2 separate regions of the Homo sapiens genome follow, and region 1 is linked to region 2. Evidence: chromatin contacts called from ENCODE Hi-C or POLR2A ChIA-PET data. All regions are on one chromosome and are shown on one strand. Each heading gives the region's core, a stretch centred on a gene start or an enhancer-like site at or near the end of the contact. The rest is flanking DNA. Distances are from core to core; before and after follow the strand shown.

Region 1 (4,363 bases), core at 494-2,993, 1.6 Mb before region 2:
TTTGTTTCTTTGTTTCCCCTAATATTGATTATGTGTTAGGCACTGTTTTAAATGTTTTGCATGTATTAATTTTTTGAATTTTCCCTACAATCCTGTGGGGTAGGTGCAATTATTACGCTCATTTGACAAGGAACCTGAGGCATAGAAATGTTAAGTGGCTAGCAGATGGCAGCTAGGAATTGGGACTGAAAAGGGACTCTAAGCACTTAGAGTCTGCCATAATGCCACACATTCTCACTGTACAACCTCACACAATAGCCTTGTTCTAGTGGGAAAGATTTCCCATCCGCAAAAACTTCAGAGTGAATGACAGGAAAGCTGGCCACTCTCATTTCTTAATTTTTTTTTTTTTTTAGAGACACGGTCTTGCTGTCACTCCGGCTGGAGTGTGGTGACACAACACAGCTCACTGTAACCTCAAATTCTTGGGCTCAGGCAATCCTCCTGCCTCAGCCTTCCAAGTAGCGGGGACTACAAGCCTACGGGCACTTACCACCATGTCTGGCTAATTTTTTAATTTTTTGTTTTTGTTTTTGTTTTTTTTTAGAGACAAGGTCTCACTGTGTTGGCCAGGCTTGTCTTGAACTCTGACCTTAAGCAGTCCTCCGCCTGGGCCTCCCACTGTGCCGGCCCACCCTCATTTCTGAAAGGTTTTGTTAAACAAAGTTTATGAGAGGCCATTGTTATGGACTAGCCTCCTGCTCTAGGCCCCAGAAAATCAGACCAAACCAGAATGAAGTCGCTTGTGCTAAGTGACATATAATCAAACTGAACTTTGAAATGGACCAGTTTTCCAAAAAACAGGAGATTTCAGTCAACCTCAGTCAGTGTAGTAAGGAAGTCCTCTCTGTTTTAGTCCTATAAGGAAAGTAACTTTGAAACAACCAATCTATCTTTTTTTCTCTGTTTCCGCTTTCTTCATACTCACCAGGACACTCATTCTATTTTATAGAATGATGTGTTGCTTGATTCTAGAATTGCAAATAAAAGGCAATTACATCTTCTAAACTAAATTTGTTGTAATTTTGTCTTTTGATAGTTTAAACTATGGGATCAGAAATTCAAAGACTATGAATAAAAATTTCAAAAGAAAGAAATAGTAATACCACCAATAAGAAGAATAATTAAAAAGGTACAAAGAAATTGGATGCAACATTGTAAAAAGAGCCATAGTTTGGAGCTGAGCTGACATGAGCTAAAATCCTAGGTGAGTAACTTGTTAGCTATGTGGCCTCTGAAAGTCAGCTCAAGAATCTGAGCTTGTTTCCTCACCTCTAAAATTGAAAAAATAAGGCCTAACTATCAAAGTCATTAACAAGTCATTGATAATGCTTGGCCTATTTTAATGTTCAGTATCTGTAAGTTGATACCATTAAAGGATGCTTGAGATGCCAACTACTATATAATCTGAAACAATAATGATCTTTTTTTTCCCCACAAAGATAACAAAAAACAAACACAAAAAAACAACAGTAAGCTCTGCCAGACATGTAAAACCAATCAAACTATATAATGAATTAAATCCTTTCCCCATTAAAAAGACGTATCAGTGTACCTAACACAATATAGGAAAAGAAACACACCTTATTTGGCAAGAGATATATTCATTCTCCAGATAAGAGAAACACACATTGAAACCACTTCTGCTGGATTACTCTGGCCAATAAGAGCGTCTGAAACTGTTCTATGTACTATGCCCTGCGATAGAAACACAGTTACCTCTCCCCTTTCACGTAGTTTTCATTTGTGGTGAGATTCTCTCCCAGGCCACAAGACATTTCCTGCTCGGAACCTTGTTTACTAATTGTAAGTACTTTACAAGTAAGAACTTGTTTTAAAAACTTAGCATTCAAAAAAAAAAAGCTTTCTTTAAAAGTTATTTGATTTTCTTGTTTTTTTCTTAGCATGTTATATTTTGAGTTTCAGCTAAAAGACTAAGGTTTTCTTATCTAATTGCTTTAAATTTATACATTTAGTCAAATTCAACAATTTCTTGCTAAGCATTTTGCCAAATGCCAGGCTTTTCAAAGTAGTGTAAGATCCCAGCCTTGAATCCTCATCAATTGCTGCTTTCTGCAGCAAACACATATTATACATTGTATTTAGTAACATGATCATTAATTTCACTCTTTATTTCAATATGTATGCATGTTGACTTATGCCGGTCTAATTTCTTTCTGCTTTACAAATATTCTATTTTATCCATTCAAAGTATTTAGAAACAAGATATGGAATTTTGTAGATTTAGCTAATGAATTATAAGAATTCTTGAATTCTCACTATGAAAGTAAGAAAAACAGACTAGAATTCTTCAAAATTAAATTCTGGTGCTTCATTTATATGTATAAAGAGAGATGGAGAGATTATGAAATGGAAATGTTTCAATCAAAGCAAAAAAATGAAATTTAACATCAATAAACAGTAGAAGAGAAAAATCTCAATAATATGTCTAGTATCTGGATTAATCAATATTAATAATATGTATTAATATTACTATAATTAATATCATGTATTATATTAATATTAATGTATTTTATTAAGATAGTGGGCTGTCCTCAGGAGTGAAGTGCTCATAGAAAGGAGAGACAAATACAAGATTGATTCTTAACTAATAGATAAAATTAAGGTGTTTAAAATATGAGCCAAATACTGCAAGATTTCCTGACATTGAGACCATTCCACAGAACTTCCTAAAGAAAGGTATTCTAGTCTCATTCTCCAAAGCTTGCCCACCAAGATTCCCATTTCACTACCTCCTGCCCCCATTTTTCCTGCATTTTCCAAGGTGGCCCCTGCCAACTTTTTTTTAATCACTCTCTCTGCTCCTGTGGGGTTAAAGATGGCATGGAACAAAACAGCTGTGTGGTCACACCACAACGGGCAGAACTGCTGGCCACAGATAGGAAACCTCAGGCATCTCCTTAGCCCTTACCAAATCCAGCCCAACACGTTTACACACCCTGGCACTCAATAAAATATTTGCTGAATTAAATTGGATCTGTAGTTATTAGTAACAGAAGAAAAATAAGGCCACTGGTCGTGGGTTACAAAATGTGCTCTGCAAGGCCACTGGCATTAGAATCTTGTGAAGTGCCCAGGATACTGCACAGGCCCGCACCTGAAGGGAGAGGAGCTAGTTTGGAATGTGCTCCCGGGAATGCGAGAGGGTCTAGCATGGGCTTCATCGCATGGAGGAAGGTGTACCGTTTTTCGAATTCTCACCGAAGCAGCTACGTGCTCACCAAGCCGTGTCTGTGAGAAGGGCCACGTTTTTCTAGTTCATAGGACAAAAGCCTATGGCATAAGGGCAGCAGCCCTGCGGGTGCACGTTACAGACTTTTAGACCCTAGCTCATTCTATCTAAACCACAATCTCTGAACAGTGTGTAGAATTCTACATTGTACAGATTCCTCAACCCTAGCTCATTCTATCTAAGTCACAATCTCTGAGCAGTGTCTAGAAATCTACACGTTAAAGAGCAGTCCAAGTGGTTTTACTAATAGTAAGCTTTGAGGACCACTGAACTAAGGAGACAAGCTGGTACCTAAGGTCCTAGGAACTCTAGATTTTCAAGGACGTTTTCTCTCCACTTATTGCTGACCTTTTACCTTGAATGGCTAAGGCTAAAGACTTCATGGCTGAAGCAAAGAGAATTGTGGTTGTTTGAACAAGCAACAATTTTACATTTGTTTCTGTTTTACATTTGTTGCAACTTAAAAGATACCTTGAATTTTTAAATGATCACAGAGGCGCGTACAAATGAGTGTGTTTGCTTTCTCATCTGTTTTATAACTTTCAAGAAGGTATTTCTTTGAATAAGATATCTCACGGGAGAAGTTATTAGACCCTTTTTAGAATCAGCTAGAAGTGACAGATGGAAGTCCTGGATAGCAGTTCCCTTTAGGACTACTCTTCTACGCAGGGATAAGCCGAGTAGACTTCTCCACCAATATAGGTAATCTGTGCTAGAAAGGAACTTACAATAGCATCAGAAACCTCCTGGGGCCCCCCATTCTGCTCCAGTTCCTAGTGCTAATATTCACAGAAGCACCTGGGTCCCTGCAATCTCCCACATTCAAAAGAGGAAGTCAAAAGTACAAAAGTAGTGAAGGAAACAGAAACATACAATGTTGACTGTTGGGCTAAAGACTGTTGAGGCTACTACATGGAGGAAGTAATGTTCACACAAACTAACTGGCAGTTAGCATATGGATATTTGAGATACAGCTGATACATATATATATATATATATACATATATATATATACATATATATATATATAAATTTTTTTTTTTTTGAGACGGAGTCTCGCTCTGTCATCCAGGCTGGAATGCAATGGCACGATCTTGGCTCACCACAACC
Region 2 (5,007 bases), core at 1,791-4,290:
CATTTATGTTTTTCTCTACACTGGTTATTCTAGTTAGCAATTCATCTAACCTTTTCTCCAGGTTCTTGGCTTTCTTGCACTGGGTCAGACCATGCTCCTTTAGCACAGAGGAGTTTATTATCCACTTTCTGAAGCCTACTTCTGTCAATTCGTCAAATTCATTCTCCATTCAGTTTTGTTCCCTTGCTGGTGAGGAGCTGTGATCCTTTGGATGAGAAGAGGTGTTCTGGATTTGGAATTTTCAGCCTTTTTTGCACTGGTTTTTCCTCATCTTTGTGGATTTATCTACCTTTGGTCCTTGACGTCGGTGATGTTCGGATGGGGTTTTTCAGTGGACGTGCTATTCCTGGTTTTTAGTTTTCCTTCTGACACGCCCCTCTGCTGCTGGTTTGCTGGAGTTTGCTGGAGGTCCACTCCCGACCCTGTTTACCTGGATATCACAGTGGAGGCTGCAGAACAGCAAAGACTGATCTTTCCTCTGGAAGCTTTGTCCCAGAGGGGCACCTGCCAGATGCCAGCCAGAGCTCTCCTGTAGGAGGTGTCTGTCAGCCCCTACTGGGAGGTGTCCCCCAGTCAGGATACACGAGGGTCAGGGACCCTCTTGAGGAGGCAGTCTGACCCTTAGCAGAGCTTGAACGCTGTGCTGGGAGATCTGCTGTTCTCTTCAGAGCTGTCAGGCAGACGTTTAAGACTACTGAAGCTGCGCCCACAACCGCCCCTTTCCCCAGGTGCTCTGTTCCAGGGAGGCGGGCGTTTTATCTATAAGTCCCTGACTGGGGCTGCTGCCTTTTTTCAGAGATGCCCTGCCCAGAGAAGGGAAATTTGGCAGTCTGGCCACAGCAGGCTTGCTGAGCTGCAGTAGGCTCTGCCCGGTTCCAACTTCCCAGAGGCTTTGTTTACACTGTGAGTGTAAAACTGCCTACTCAAGCCTCAACAATGGTGGATGCCCCTCCTCCCACCAAGCTCGAGTGTCCTGGGTTGATCTCAGACTGCTGCTGTGCTGGCAGTGAGAATTTCAAGCCAGTGGATCTTAGTTTGCTGGGCTCCATTGGGGTGGGACCGGCTGAGCCAGACCACTTGGCTCCCTGGCTTCAGCAACCCTTTCTAGGAGAGTGAACGGTTCTGTCTCGCTGGTGTTCCAGGCGCCACTGGGGTATGGAAAAAAAAAGAACTCCTGTAGCTAGTTCGGTGTCTGCCCAAATGGCCACCCAGTTTTGTGCTTGAAACCCAGGGCCCTGGTGGGGTAGGCACTGGAAGGAATCTCCTGGTTTGTGGGTTGCGAAAACTGGCACAAGCACAGTATCTGTGCTGGAGTTCCTCAGGCTCAGTCCCTCATGGTTTCCCTTGGGTAGAGGAGAAAATTCCCCAACCCCTTGCACTTCTCGGGTGAGGCGATGCCCCACCGTGCTTCAGCTCACTCCCCGTGGGCTGCACCCACTGTCCAACCAGTCCCAGTGAGATGAACTGGGTACCTCAGTTGGAAATGCAGAAGTCACATGCTTTCTGTGTGAATCTCGCTACGAGCTGCAGACTGGAGCTGTTCCTATTCAGCCATCTTGCCAGCAATCCCCTGCAACTCTTAATTTCTGGCTACAGGATCAGTAATGTCAAGGGTGTAAGTGACTGGCCCAATGTCATATGGCTCGTTTGTTACAGAATCGGGATGCAAAAACTGAGCTTGAAAAATCAACCAACCAGTACAACCACAACAGCAGGGCAGGGCCACCCAGCCTCTGTGTTTCACTCTGCATGGCTGGCCCACCAAGTTCCCTTGGCCTTATGGCTTCTCATTTAAACTGCAGAGAAGCTATGGTTAAGTCAAAGGCTCAAGTAGGTTAGAGTGAATTACTGAATCAGAGGAGTCCTATTTACACAAAGGAGGGAAGGAGTATCATAAAGAGGAAGAAAAGTAAAAGGAGGCATAAATGAAGAAAATGAAAGAGGAATCCGCTAAGAATAGACAAAGTGAGCGTCAAAATGACTCCACCCCAGGAAGGAGAGGGGGAGGGACCCATGGAGCAGGAGGGAAAAGGATTCCTCCCCCTCAGTAATCTTAATTATAACAGTATAGGACAGGTATGAATAGTGTTGTTTTATATATGAGAAAACTGAAGCTCAGAAAAGCTGTATCACTTACTCAAGGAAATACAGTTGGTAAGAGTCTCCTAATTCTGTAAATTTTTTCTTTTCATAGGTCTCTTTCTTCCCTTGTTTCCATCATTATTTCCCTCTGGCCTCCTTTTATGTGTACAAAGTGAAGTACGGAGGTTTTTACCTTTTTTCTGAAATAGTTATCAAATATCCCATGATGGAGTGAGTACGTGGTTACCATGACAACACAGCCCTCACTGAGGACTAGCCTCCCTGCTTTGCCTCCGGAATCATGTTTCACGGAACAGGTTCCTCTCCGTGCAACTTCTAGCAGCTGTAATTCTACATTTTGTTTGGGTGATTATTTGCTGAATGTCTGTCCTCCACTAGACTATGTAAGTTTCACAATGGCAGAGACCAGCCTACTTTGCCAAGTGTGCCCCCAGCGTTTTGCACAGTGCTTAGCACCAGGATCTATGTGTTATTTGCTAAGCAAATGTTCTGTGGTTCCTCTCCGCTCTCTTCTGAAAGTTACATGGACAGTAACCTTTAGCTCACAATTATGTTAATAAATACTGTGTAACGAGTCGGGCCGGTATTTACAGATAGTATACACGTGAATGAACACACACACACTCACGACTGCACAACAGCCCGGGGCAGGTGCACTCAAGAGGAAACGCGCACAGTCGGAGCCAGCCTGACCAACGCTGTTAAACACCGCTGCGCTGGGCTCCGCGGGCCTCTGCCGCGTGGGAGGGCACCCAGGCTGACGCGCTGCGGGAGTCTGGGGCCCACTGGGACTTGCCTGCCGGGCCGGGTGGCGGCGGCGTGGGCGGTGAGCTGCGCGGTGATTGGCCCGCGCCTGCCGGGGCGGGGCGGGGCTGGCAGCGGGAGGCAGGCGCCTGAGCCAAGGGGGGCGTGCGCGGCGGCGGCTGCCGTAGTTTCAGTATAAACAAGGAACCCGACTGGTTAGACAGATTTTGTTTTTCTTCTTCCCGCGCGCTTTAGCTCCCTGTCCTTTGGTCGCATTTGTGGGCGCGCGGCACGCAGCCGGGAGGCCGAGGACTCGGAGTTCACCTGCAGGTAGGTTGTTCCCTGGCTGGGTTGTTCTCCCGGCTGGGGGACCACAGCCCGGAGCGGGAACTCCGGACCCTACTGCGCGCTGCGCTCTCCCTGGAGATCCCTGGGCCGCGCGGGGAGCGAGCGGGGCTCAGAGACTTCACCGGCTGCCGGGTGCGCTCCGAGGCGGCGGGAGATCCCGAGGCGAGTGAGCGCGAACGCGGGCGCCAAGAGCCGAGTTACAGCCCGGGACCGGGGGAGGGCCCCTGCCCGGCCGCTGCGGGTACCTGGGACTGCCGCGGCCCCAACAGGTGCGAGGCCGAGCCGCTGGGACCCGGGCAGGGCCAGGCTTGGGTTGGGTTGGGTTGTGCCTTCCCTCTTTCTCCCTGATCCTGCAGCCAGGCCTTCTGTCTCGAGATAGGTGGTTTTTGAGGATTTGTCTTGAGTTGTAATCGCGTCCATCATTTTTTTCATCCCTTCTTTCCTTCGTGTGCATACCTAGGTTGATTCTTCCACTTCTTGACCAGTTTTGTGTGCGTGTGTGTGTAGGGGGAGCTGTTTATTTTTGTTGTCAGTGCCATGTAATCTAAAGTCTGACTCGTAGGAAGGGACAAGGGAACAGAAGTCACATACTCGCCACCGACAAGGTGATGTGCTGTCATCCTTCGGTGTTCACCTGGCAAACTTGGGAGACACTGAGTCGCCTTGCTTTTGCCAGAGCTCAGTTGAGTCGCCTCGGGTCACCTGCCTGGGGAATCTCAGATGAGCTAGAGGTATCTAGGAGCCTCGCGGGCAGTCAGCTTAAGGGAGGTTCTTTCTAAGGGAGCTGTGAAAACAACTTAAGTGCTGCACCAGGGAAAAGGGCGAGACGGGGGCTGGGGTGCGCGCGCCTTTGTGTGTGTGTATGGACGTACCATTTCAATACTGCTTGCTGTCTTGCCCCAACCAAATCGGCGCAGTTCAGGCAAAAGCAACGTAGCTTAATCCTCTGACACTGCCGAGGGTGGCACAAGTGTGGCAGATAACACAAGGAGATTGTCTAGACGGCGATTTTCTCTTCGGAATGTAGATGTGTCCATCCTCCCTGATGAATTCGGTGGATATGGTGTATATAGATGAATATGCACACAAATTTGTGTATGTGTTTGGGCCGAACGCGTCTCCAAGGAGTCCTTCGTCAGCACCATGTGACGACGGTCAGGAACTGCTGGTGTGTGTAGATCTATATTTAGCTCAGATGGTCTAATGGCCGAAGGGAGGGTCTCTGAACTGGGTGCATAAAGGGGAAGAGTCTAGGGATCAGGGTGGTGCACTCTTGAATGATGTCTGGCACAGTCACACTCAGATGGGGTGAATAATTGCCCTTTCCTCGTGAAAACAGTAGCTAGAGCTTGGCATGTGATGGCTATGCCTTAATTTAAAACATAGTTGGACCATGGCGATAAGCCTCTGCTAAGAAACAAGGAGGTTTACAGTTAAGCAGCGTATATACCTGGTTGGCCGTTTGGGTGAAAATAACTGGTCCCATGAGATTTAGAACAAATATAGAGTTGCTTTCTTTAATAAAAAGAAATAAAAATTATTTGCTGTTGAGGTTTTCATAACAGAAAAAAAGAAGGCAGCTTGTTAAACCCTATCATTAAAGGTAATTTTATTTTTTTAAGTGAGGGGCAGTGGTGGAGCTAGAGAGGAGGACCTTAGGGCACTTTTGACAGATATCAGGGTTTACAAACAGCGTTATATTATGCCTCTCAAGCAGATTTTCTGGTGAAGATGAGATCAGCCACTGATTAACAAGTTTCTTGTTGGCATTCTTCCACTGCATGTCGGGTCAATCCTTTGTTTTCTTGGAGG

What was found. Hi-C counts contacts between places; a loop is a spot of excess contacts on that map. ChIA-PET counts read pairs that join two places held with the same protein, here RNA polymerase II (POLR2A). Pooled maps may share reads with other maps.
Region 1: a loop to region 2 is called in a map of naive thymus-derived CD4-positive, alpha-beta T cell, with 9 times the contacts of the local background. The contact joins the promoter of PLAC8 here to the promoter of RASGEF1B in region 2. A Hi-C loop is called at or near these places in 1 of 168 maps with a recorded cell type or tissue (naive thymus-derived CD4-positive, alpha-beta T cell) and 5 of 50 pooled maps. POLR2A ChIA-PET finds 5 or more read pairs at or near these places in 1 of 52 experiments (B cell).

What each region holds. Positions count from the first base shown.
Region 1 is chr4:83,112,109-83,116,471 of GRCh38, reverse strand. It overlaps PLAC8 (placenta associated 8), which reads left to right and starts at 1,743. Exons shown (of 5, transcript NM_016619.3): 1 at 1,743-1,806.
Region 2 is chr4:81,469,940-81,474,946 of GRCh38, reverse strand. RASGEF1B (RasGEF domain family member 1B) reads left to right here and starts at 3,040. Exons shown (of 14, transcript NM_152545.3): 1 at 3,040-3,177. RefSeq lists a silencer at 2,699-3,108.